Linked DNA regions of Homo sapiens: region 1 is linked to region 2. The links are chromatin contacts, found by Hi-C or POLR2A ChIA-PET in ENCODE. All regions are on one chromosome and are shown on one strand. The core of a region is the stretch at or near the end of the contact, and the rest is flanking DNA. Distances in the headings are between cores, read along the strand shown. Region 1 holds the start of LINC02678 (long intergenic non-protein coding RNA 2678). Region 2 overlaps LOC107984198 (a long non-coding RNA gene).

Region 1 (4,266 bases), core at 1,706-4,205, 570 kb after region 2:
TGGGGTGTGTGTACCCCACACATACAAAGTCTCCACCTACCTCTCGGTCAGGCCATCCCTTAGCGTTGCTCCCCTGTGATGTGGTTTCTCCATCTTACGCTGTGGTGACACAGGGCTCCCCCACCAACCCACGGTCACTCAGCAATGGCCTGTGGGGTAGGTGCTCACACCCCCAAGGCTCCAGGAGGGCACCCCGGGCACCTGCAGTGACTTCTCTTATTGTAGATGTGGTTTCGAGGATGGACGAAAAACCTAAATGAATCCTTTCAGAGGGAAACTTGGGGCTTTGCTCTATGTTTAGGGGAAGGTTCACTCTCAAACCCCGGCCTGCCGTGAGGGCAGATGTCTCCCTCCTCCTGCATGTGAACAAGGATGCTCATGGTCCAGGAGGTGCTGGCAGCCACTTTATCACCATGAGGGAAGCAGGCTGAGAATTAACCTGACCCACAGGGAGCATCACAGATAACTCGACCTGCAGCCTCATAGGATCAAGAGCTTTGGAGAAAATCAACCCAGATGCCTGAACTTCCTTGGTGTGTTTTAGCTGTGGGAGCTGACAAAGCCCTTGTTGACAGTCGTTGGATGTGGATGTTCTGTAGCTGGACTGTGAAGCACTCTAATAAAATCACCTTTAGAAACTTTTACTCTTTTCATGGCTTTATGACGACGCAGGAGGTAAAGATGGTGTGCTTTCTACAACAGTAACCCCTCCCTTCCAACCAGATTGCCACACCAAGTCCTCCCACACAGACATTCCCGGGGCACCGGACAGGAGCCCCCAAAAGGCCCATCAGAACAACCCAGCATGTCCCCACAACATCCAGAGACCTTCCGTGCTCGTTACAGATTCTCAGGCAGAAGGAGCAACGTCGTGAAGGAGATATCCAGGAAGATTGCCTGACAGCATTCACTATGCAGAAGCCATTGAGAATCAGAGCCATCGGCTGGGAGGCAGGAACAGTGAGTGATCAGCTGAGGAAGGCCCCATGGAGGTCAAGGAAGGGGAAGGCATCCCAGAGACACTGCAAGGAGGAAGGGCTGGCAGCATTAGGACAAAGGGGACATGTCAGTCACGGGCACAGAAGAGGGTGAAACCGAAAGGCCACGCATGCTGGGAAGACGAATTGGCAGCTGGGTTCAATGAACCACCATGCCCTCAAGGTTAAAATTCAGAAAGATCTATTTTGGTCTTAGATCATTTGCAGTTTTGTTAGGTTTGTTTTGCCCGATAGGGTGGGCAGGGAGGGGGAGGTTGCATTCGAGTCGTAACTGGGATGATTTCTGGGAACGAGAGCCTGAGAAATTCCTTCTCTGCTCAAGGCAGCAGGGGCAGAGGAGACAGGATTCCCATGCTTCACTCTCAAACCCCGGCCAGCCGTGCGGGCAGATGTCACCAGTGCCTGCTGCTGGCAATACCACTTGGCTCCTTAAATGGTAAATTCTGCTAAGAAGGTCTCCCTTTTCCAGGAGATATTTTAAAACAAATGCAGTGGACATTTCCCTTCAAAATGAGATGCATTCTGTCAAGCAGCTGGCATTCATTAGGAAACTAGAGACAAAAAGTATCACAATCAAATGACACCATTTGACAGAGGAGGAAACTGAGCCCCAGAAGTCCAGTGGCAGAGCTGGACCTCCACTCAGCTCTCCTGGGTCCCCCACAAGGGCCAAGGTGACCGGCTCCCTCTGCCATCCCAGCACCATTATCACATGCACCACCCATCCCATCACTCTGGAAAGGGCCTGATCTGGACAACGAATTACTTGTCCATTCTGACTCTAACCCACTACCTCCAGGACTTAAGGAACTAGGAAAGCAAAGAATGGAAAACCAGCAAGTCCTCTTCTTTGGGGGCTTTGTTCTATGTCTGGGGGATGTGAAGCCATCTCCCTCCTAGATATGAACGAAGACACATGTGGCCTGGAAGGTGTTGGCAGCCACTTTATCACCATGAGGGAAGCAGTTTGAGGACTCACCTGACCTACAGGGAGAATCACAGATAACTCCACCTGCATCTTCCTAAGAGTGAGAACCTTGGAGAAAGTCAATTCAAACACTTGCCTTCCCTCAGGAGTCAGTTCTGAGAGCTACCAAGGAGAGGGCAGGATCAGGGTGAAAAATGACTTGGGTCTCAGACCCAGAACATTCTACTGGCTGCCTCCAGGACTCAGTGGGGGGCTAGGAAGGGTTCTCCATCTTCCAAGGGTGTGGAGTGTGCTGTGGGTCACTCAGAACCTCCCTCTCCTCTTCTGTGATCAGCGGATCTTGTCCAGCCCCTCTCCACTGCTGGCTCACTCAGCGCCCTCCCCCACCCAGAAACTGCTGGGCTCACCTACTGAGCTATGTGATCCCTAAGAAGCTGTCAGAGCTGTACAAGTCTCACAATTCCTTACTCACTAAGCACTGGCAAGCGCAAGCTCCAGGGCGTGGCTGTCAGCACTCTGCACCTTCCTGGAACTGTCGGGGGAGCATACGGTCAGCAGCACCATGCACATCCTTATTGTGCAGCTCAGGAGTCCAAAGCCAAGAACAAGACGGTGAAGACAGCCCAAGAAGGCTTTTCGGTGCAGTCAATGTCTGACATTTATGATGCACCCACTCACCGGGGACACCGAGTCACATCTGAGCCTCATTTTTTCTTCTGGGAAGACATGCACACTGCCCGACTCATATCATTCACCTTTGGACAGGCAAAGGAGGGAAGGAGGCAAGGCAGGTGCTTCTTTCTAAAAAAAAAAAAAAAAGAAAGAAAGGATAATAAAGAGAGAAAGAAGGAGGGAAGGAAGGGAAGGGAAGGGAATAAAGGAGAAGAAGGAAAGAAAAAGAATGAAAGAAGGAAGGAAGGAGAGAGAGAGAAAGAAAAAGAAAGAGAAAAGAAAGAAAACAAAAGAAAGGAAGGAGAAAGGAAAGAAAGAAAGAAAGAAAGAAAGAAAGAAAGAAAGAAAAAGAAAGAAAGAAAGAAAGAAAGAGAGAGAGAAAGAAAGAGAAAGAAAGAAAGAAATCAAGCAAGCAAGCACGCACGCACGCACGGCCCAGGAAGAGAAAACCAGTGAGTCCTCTCTAAATGGTGAATCAGAGTCCGTGGCATAGCCAGGGACAAAGTCCAACTTGCCTCTGCCCGGATCTCCGTCTGCTGCCATCTCCGGAGGCCACACGGCCTGCCCCTCCCCTGCTCGCTCCTCATTCTCTGATGACAGGTGGTATGAGTGGCTACTCACCACTCTGACAGCCTCTCAGCAGCAGACTGTACCCTGGGTTTGCAGGTAGAGCCTGAGTTACACCTCCTGAATGCATTACACATCACAACACTGTCACCACACTCTCTTTTGACCTAAAGAAACCCTGCACTGGGTGACCTCCAAGAAGCCATCTGCCTCTGATGCTTCTAGGTTAGGCAGCAGGGCTGGGAGAGTGGTAATATAAACCCCTTCTTTCCACTGGGGCCTTTTGGTTTCAGTCCTTGGAAATATTATTTGTAAAAGAACTTAAAATGCACTCGCTTTGGGGAAATGCTCAGATTCAGGAGACCCCCCGATGGGACATGGAGAGAAGCCGGGGTCCTGGGGAGGCACCACCTGCCTTGCCTCTTTCTGCACCCCAGCACCCAGCCCAGGCCTGGCACACAGCAGGGAGGGCTGGCTGGATGCTTCCTAAGCGAGTGGTTATTCTCTAAGTGGATACAACCAATGTGCCGGCCAAACAGATGCACTGGAGCCTCTAGGTGCTTAGGTTTGGTTCACGGTCTCGCAGGCATCCATTGATTGGAATATATGTAGACTTACTTTTTTTTTTTTCTTTTTTTGAGAGGGAGCCTCTCTCTGTCATGAGGCTGGAGTGCAGTGGCGCGATCTTGGCTCACTGCAACCTCTGCCTCCCAGGTTCAAGCAATTCTTCTGCCTCAGCCTCCCGAGTAGCTGGGATGACAGGTGTGCACCACCACGTCCAGCTAATTTTTGTATTTTTAGTAGAGATGGGGTTTCACTATGTTGGCCAGGATGGTCTCAATCTCTTGACCTCGTGATCCGCCCACCTCAGCCTCCCAAAGTACTGGGATTACAGGTGTGAGCCACCACACTTGGCCTCTAGTGCAGGGGCTACCAGGTGACCAGAGTTTTTATTCTTGGTCACTTTAGCACAAAAATAGAGAAAAGTGGCCTCAGTGAACCTTATCTGTACCTCATTTCATCCTTGCAGACATCCCCAGGCTCTGCAGGACCAGCGAGTGAGAGGAACCACGCACATACCTGGCAACAGCAGTCTGGGGT
Region 2 (4,102 bases), core at 1,023-3,522:
TATGGCTGCAGACAACCTCCACAATTCAGGATGTTCCGGGGTAACTATAGGATGAATCATTTTTGGTCTAGGAGGAACGATGACCTTGTCCAACCATTTGAATGGGTAAGGAGACACCCATTCCCTCTTTTTGTAGGACTGCCAGCCTTTCTCTTCATAATCTATTAAATAGTTAAACTCAGGACATTGGGTATTTTGGCCAGAGCAATCTCGCCAATAATATCCTTTTGGGGCCCAGTCAATGACAACACTTGTGATCGGACTCCTTAGCACCACTACTTTTGGGGCATTGCAATCACTCCATAGAATGTTTTGAATTATTAGGTCCCTTTATAAGGTCTTTTAAACAGTCTGGCAATCCTTGTGTTTTATTATGCTTTACTGTGACAGGAATTCTCTGTTCTTCAAATGAATTTATGTTAACGGTCAGAACCTGAAAAGAATTACTACAGAAGACATTATGCACCTGATAAGAATCATTGCTGGAGGCCGGTACAGTCCACATCCAATTTTGATTAGAGAATGCCAAACAACCAGGTGCAAATCCTACACACAATGGTGGAAATTTATATCCAATGGACACATTAAAAGGCATTCCTTCTTCATCTGTTTAAGCCGGAAATCTGTCATCATTAGGGACTGGCATGAATGCACTGTCATTAGTATAAACTTCCACTGAGGAATCCATCCATGAAACAGATCGAATAAGAATGGAAACGGGACATATGCCAGTAGGTGTAATTTTGAGTTGCTGCAGCCCCGGGTATACTTACCACTGCAGTAACTACCATAAAGGCAGCCAAGATAACATTACCCATAGTTTTTGGAATCCCTTTGTCCTGTAGGTGTCTCTCAACCTCTTCGGACATTACTTTTATCTGACCCCCCCACATCAGCAGGGTGGAATTTTAGCATTGGGAGTTATAGGGCGAGGCTGTGAGGCAAACTTGAGATATAAATTGTATTAGTCAGGTGACGAGCCTTGCGTTTTGATTTCTGGCGGCTCTTCTCCTTTTGTTTCTGATGGTTCTTCAGGGCTGGAGTCATGGTACAAATTCAGCTGATGGGAGAGAACCCAAACAGGTTGTTGGTCCTTTCCTGGGGAGACACAAGCAAAACCCCTACTCCATGTTATTACAGTGCGTAATTCCCATTTATTAGTTTTTGTGTCCTTCCACCATACTTGCTTGCCTTTTTGTGGGTCAAATTTATTACCAGCAAAGTGTTGTTCTGCTGCCATGAAAGGTTGGTTCTTGGCCAAATTTAAAAATTTTAATGTGAACAGAGCTAAATTTATCTGAGCATGGGGAGTACTGACATCCCCTTTCTTTTTGTTACCTTGTTTGCGAAGCTGGTCCTTGAGAGGTTTATTAGCTCATTCCACCAGAGGCTGTCCTTGAGAATTATAGGGAATTCCAGTAGTGTGAGTAATGCCCCATGCTTGAGTGAACTTTTTAAAGGCAATGCTGGTATAGCTGGGACCGTTATCAGTTTTAAGCTTAGCAGGGCAGCCCATAACTGAGAAACAAGAAGGCATATGTCATTTAACACGAGCAGTACTTTCTCCTGTTTGGCATGTAACCCAGATGAAATGGGAAAAGGTGTCAAGTGTTACATGTATGAAAGAAAGTCTCCCAAAAGCTGGAAAGTGGGTCACGTCCATTTGCCAGAGTGTGTTGGGGGAAAAGCCTCTAGGATTAACTCTGGAAGGAAGTGGTTGTAGGATTAACTCCGGAAGGAATTGGTTGTAGGATTAACTCCGGAAGGAAGTGGTGTAGGATTAACTCTGGAAGGAAGTGGTTGTAGGATTAACTGCCGAAGGAAGTGGTTGTAAAATTAACTCTTGGCCAGAGGGACAGTGCCGTACTATGGTTTTTGCCTGTTTCCATGTGGGAGGGAACTTGCTTCTGAGTCCTGCAGCATTGACATGAGTTAGGGCACGACAATTTCGCATGTCCATAAAAATGGATGTGGCTAAAGCATCAGCTCTGGCATTTACAGCTGAAAGAGGTCCTGGAAGTGATGTATGGGCTCAAATATGAGTAATGTAAAAGGGGGCACAGTGTGCTCTGAGAACTGTCTAAGACTTTTGAAAAAGTGAAAGTAAACTTTCCTCAGGCAAAAATTTAACACCGTTTCTATGTTGTGGGCAACATGCACGAGGTATGCAGAATCAGAAACAATGTTGACAGACTCAGGAAAATCCTCAAGGACAGTCATAACAGTGCTAAGTTCAGCTCGCTGTACAGAAATAGGTCCTGTGTTAAGAACGCGTTCCCATGGTCCTGTGTATACAGCACGGCCATTAGAGGAAGCATCAGTAAATATAGTAACGGCTCCAGTTAATGGAATACTTCTGGTAATATTAGGTAAAATCCAGGAAGTGAGTTTCAGGAACTGGAACAATTTTACATTAGGGTAATGATTGTCAATTATACCAGGGAAATGGGCCAAATTTACCTGCCAAATAACACAATTTGTAAATGCTTGTCAGAGTTGTTGACGGTTTAAGGGAAGAATAATTTTTTGAGATTCCTGTCCCAAAAGTCATAAAAGATGGGAACAGGCTTGCCTAATGAGGGTAGAAATTTAGTCAAGGTAAATAGTAAGTGTCCTTAGAGAGCTATGGGGAAGAAAACACCATTCAATTATATCATGTTCCTGAGTGATGATCCCTGTTGGAGAGTGTTCAGTGGGAAAAATTAAAATAGTAAAAGGTAATTTGGGATTGAATCTAGTGACCTGAGACCATTGAACTGTTTGTTCAATCAATCATAACTCAGACTCAGCCTCTCTGAGTCTGAGGTTTCTGTAAGAAACCTTTTCCTGTGTAAATCTGGATCCCCACATAATGTGGCAAAAAGGTTTGACATAGCATATGTAGGGATGCCCAAAGAAGGGCAAATCCAATTAATATCCCCAAGTAACTTTTGAAAGTCATTTAAAGTTTTTAAGGCGTCTCTCCTAAGCTGAACTTTTTGTGGTGTAATCAGCTTGTCTTCCAACTGCATGCCCAAATATTGAAAATGAGAGGTAGTTTGAATTTTTTCTGGTGCAATAGTCAAACCTGCTTCTGAAATGGCCTGTTGAATCACAGAAAAGCAGGAAATCAAAATGGTGTATGGGGGGGCTGTGCAGAGGAGATCATCCATGTAGTAAACGATGTAACATCGGGGAAACTGATCCCTGACAGGTTGAAGCACACGCCCCACAAAATACTGACAAATAGTGGGACTATTAAGCATGCCTTGTGGTAGGACTTTCCAATAGTAGCATGTAGCCTGAGCGACATTGTTGAGGGAAGGGACCATAAAAGCAAACTTTTCAAAGTCCTGAGAGGCCAGTGGAATGTTAAAAAAGCAATCTTTAAGATCTATGAGGATTAGAGGCCAATACTCAGCGAGCATAGAGCGGGAGGGTAAGCCAGATTGTAATGTCCCCAGAGGTTGAAGTACAGCATTAACTGCCCTAAGATGAGTGAGCATTCTCTGTTTTCCAGATTTCTTTTGGATAACAAAGACAAGTGAATTCCATGGAGAGAAAGATTCCTCAATGTGTCCCAATTCTAACTGTTCCAGGACTAAATTATGGAGCGCCTCCAGCTTATTTTTTGGGAGCGGCCACTGATCCACCCAAACTGGCTGAGTTTTCAAGTCAAAGGGATGGCATCTGGAGGCTTGACAGTGACTGCTTCTAAAAAGAATAACCAAGCCCTTTGGAGTCAAATTTATAGAAAGGTTGAATAGGCGCAGTAATACCTTGAGCCAATTTTCCCAGACCAGTGTCTTGAACATATCTCATTTTTGTCATAATGTTTTTACTTTGCTCACTGTTGGCAGCATGTGGAAATGAAATTTGTGCACCCCATTGCTGTAAAAGATCTCTTCCCCAGAGATTAACTGGAATAGGTGTAGAGGGTGAACAGTACCAGTCTGTCCCTCTGGGCCAGTACAATGTAAAATAGTGGAACTTTCATAAACCTCAGTGGCCTGACCAACTCCCACCAACCCGGTGAATGTGACTTCTTTGGGCCAGTGACGAGGCCATTGGTGTAAAGCAATAATGGAAACATCAGCACCCAGGTCAATCATGCCCATGAATT

The links. Hi-C counts contacts between places; a loop is a spot of excess contacts on that map. ChIA-PET counts read pairs that join two places held with the same protein, here RNA polymerase II (POLR2A).
Region 1: a loop to region 2 is called in a map of A673, with 3 times the contacts of the local background. The contact joins the promoter of LINC02678 here to the enhancer-like site in region 2. A Hi-C loop is called at or near these places in 1 of 168 maps with a recorded cell type or tissue (A673). POLR2A ChIA-PET finds 5 or more read pairs at or near these places in 1 of 52 experiments (MCF 10A).

Annotation. Positions count from the first base shown.
Region 1 is chr10:5,607,710-5,611,975 of GRCh38, forward strand. It overlaps LINC02678 (long intergenic non-protein coding RNA 2678), which reads right to left and starts at 2,956. Exons shown (of 3, transcript XR_001747275.2): 1 at 2,399-2,956; 2 at 1,978-2,088; 3 at 1-1,022.
Region 2 is chr10:5,039,579-5,043,680 of GRCh38, forward strand. All of the region lies in intron 3 of LOC107984198 (a long non-coding RNA gene), which reads left to right. Among named protein-coding and RNA genes, the nearest start is that of AKR1C2, 38 kb to the left of the region's middle. Within about 2 kb of position 2,273, at least 4 of the 41 ENCODE cell types and tissues checked have a DNase peak (open chromatin) inside an H3K27ac peak, as active enhancers do; they include A673, where a contact is called at or near this core.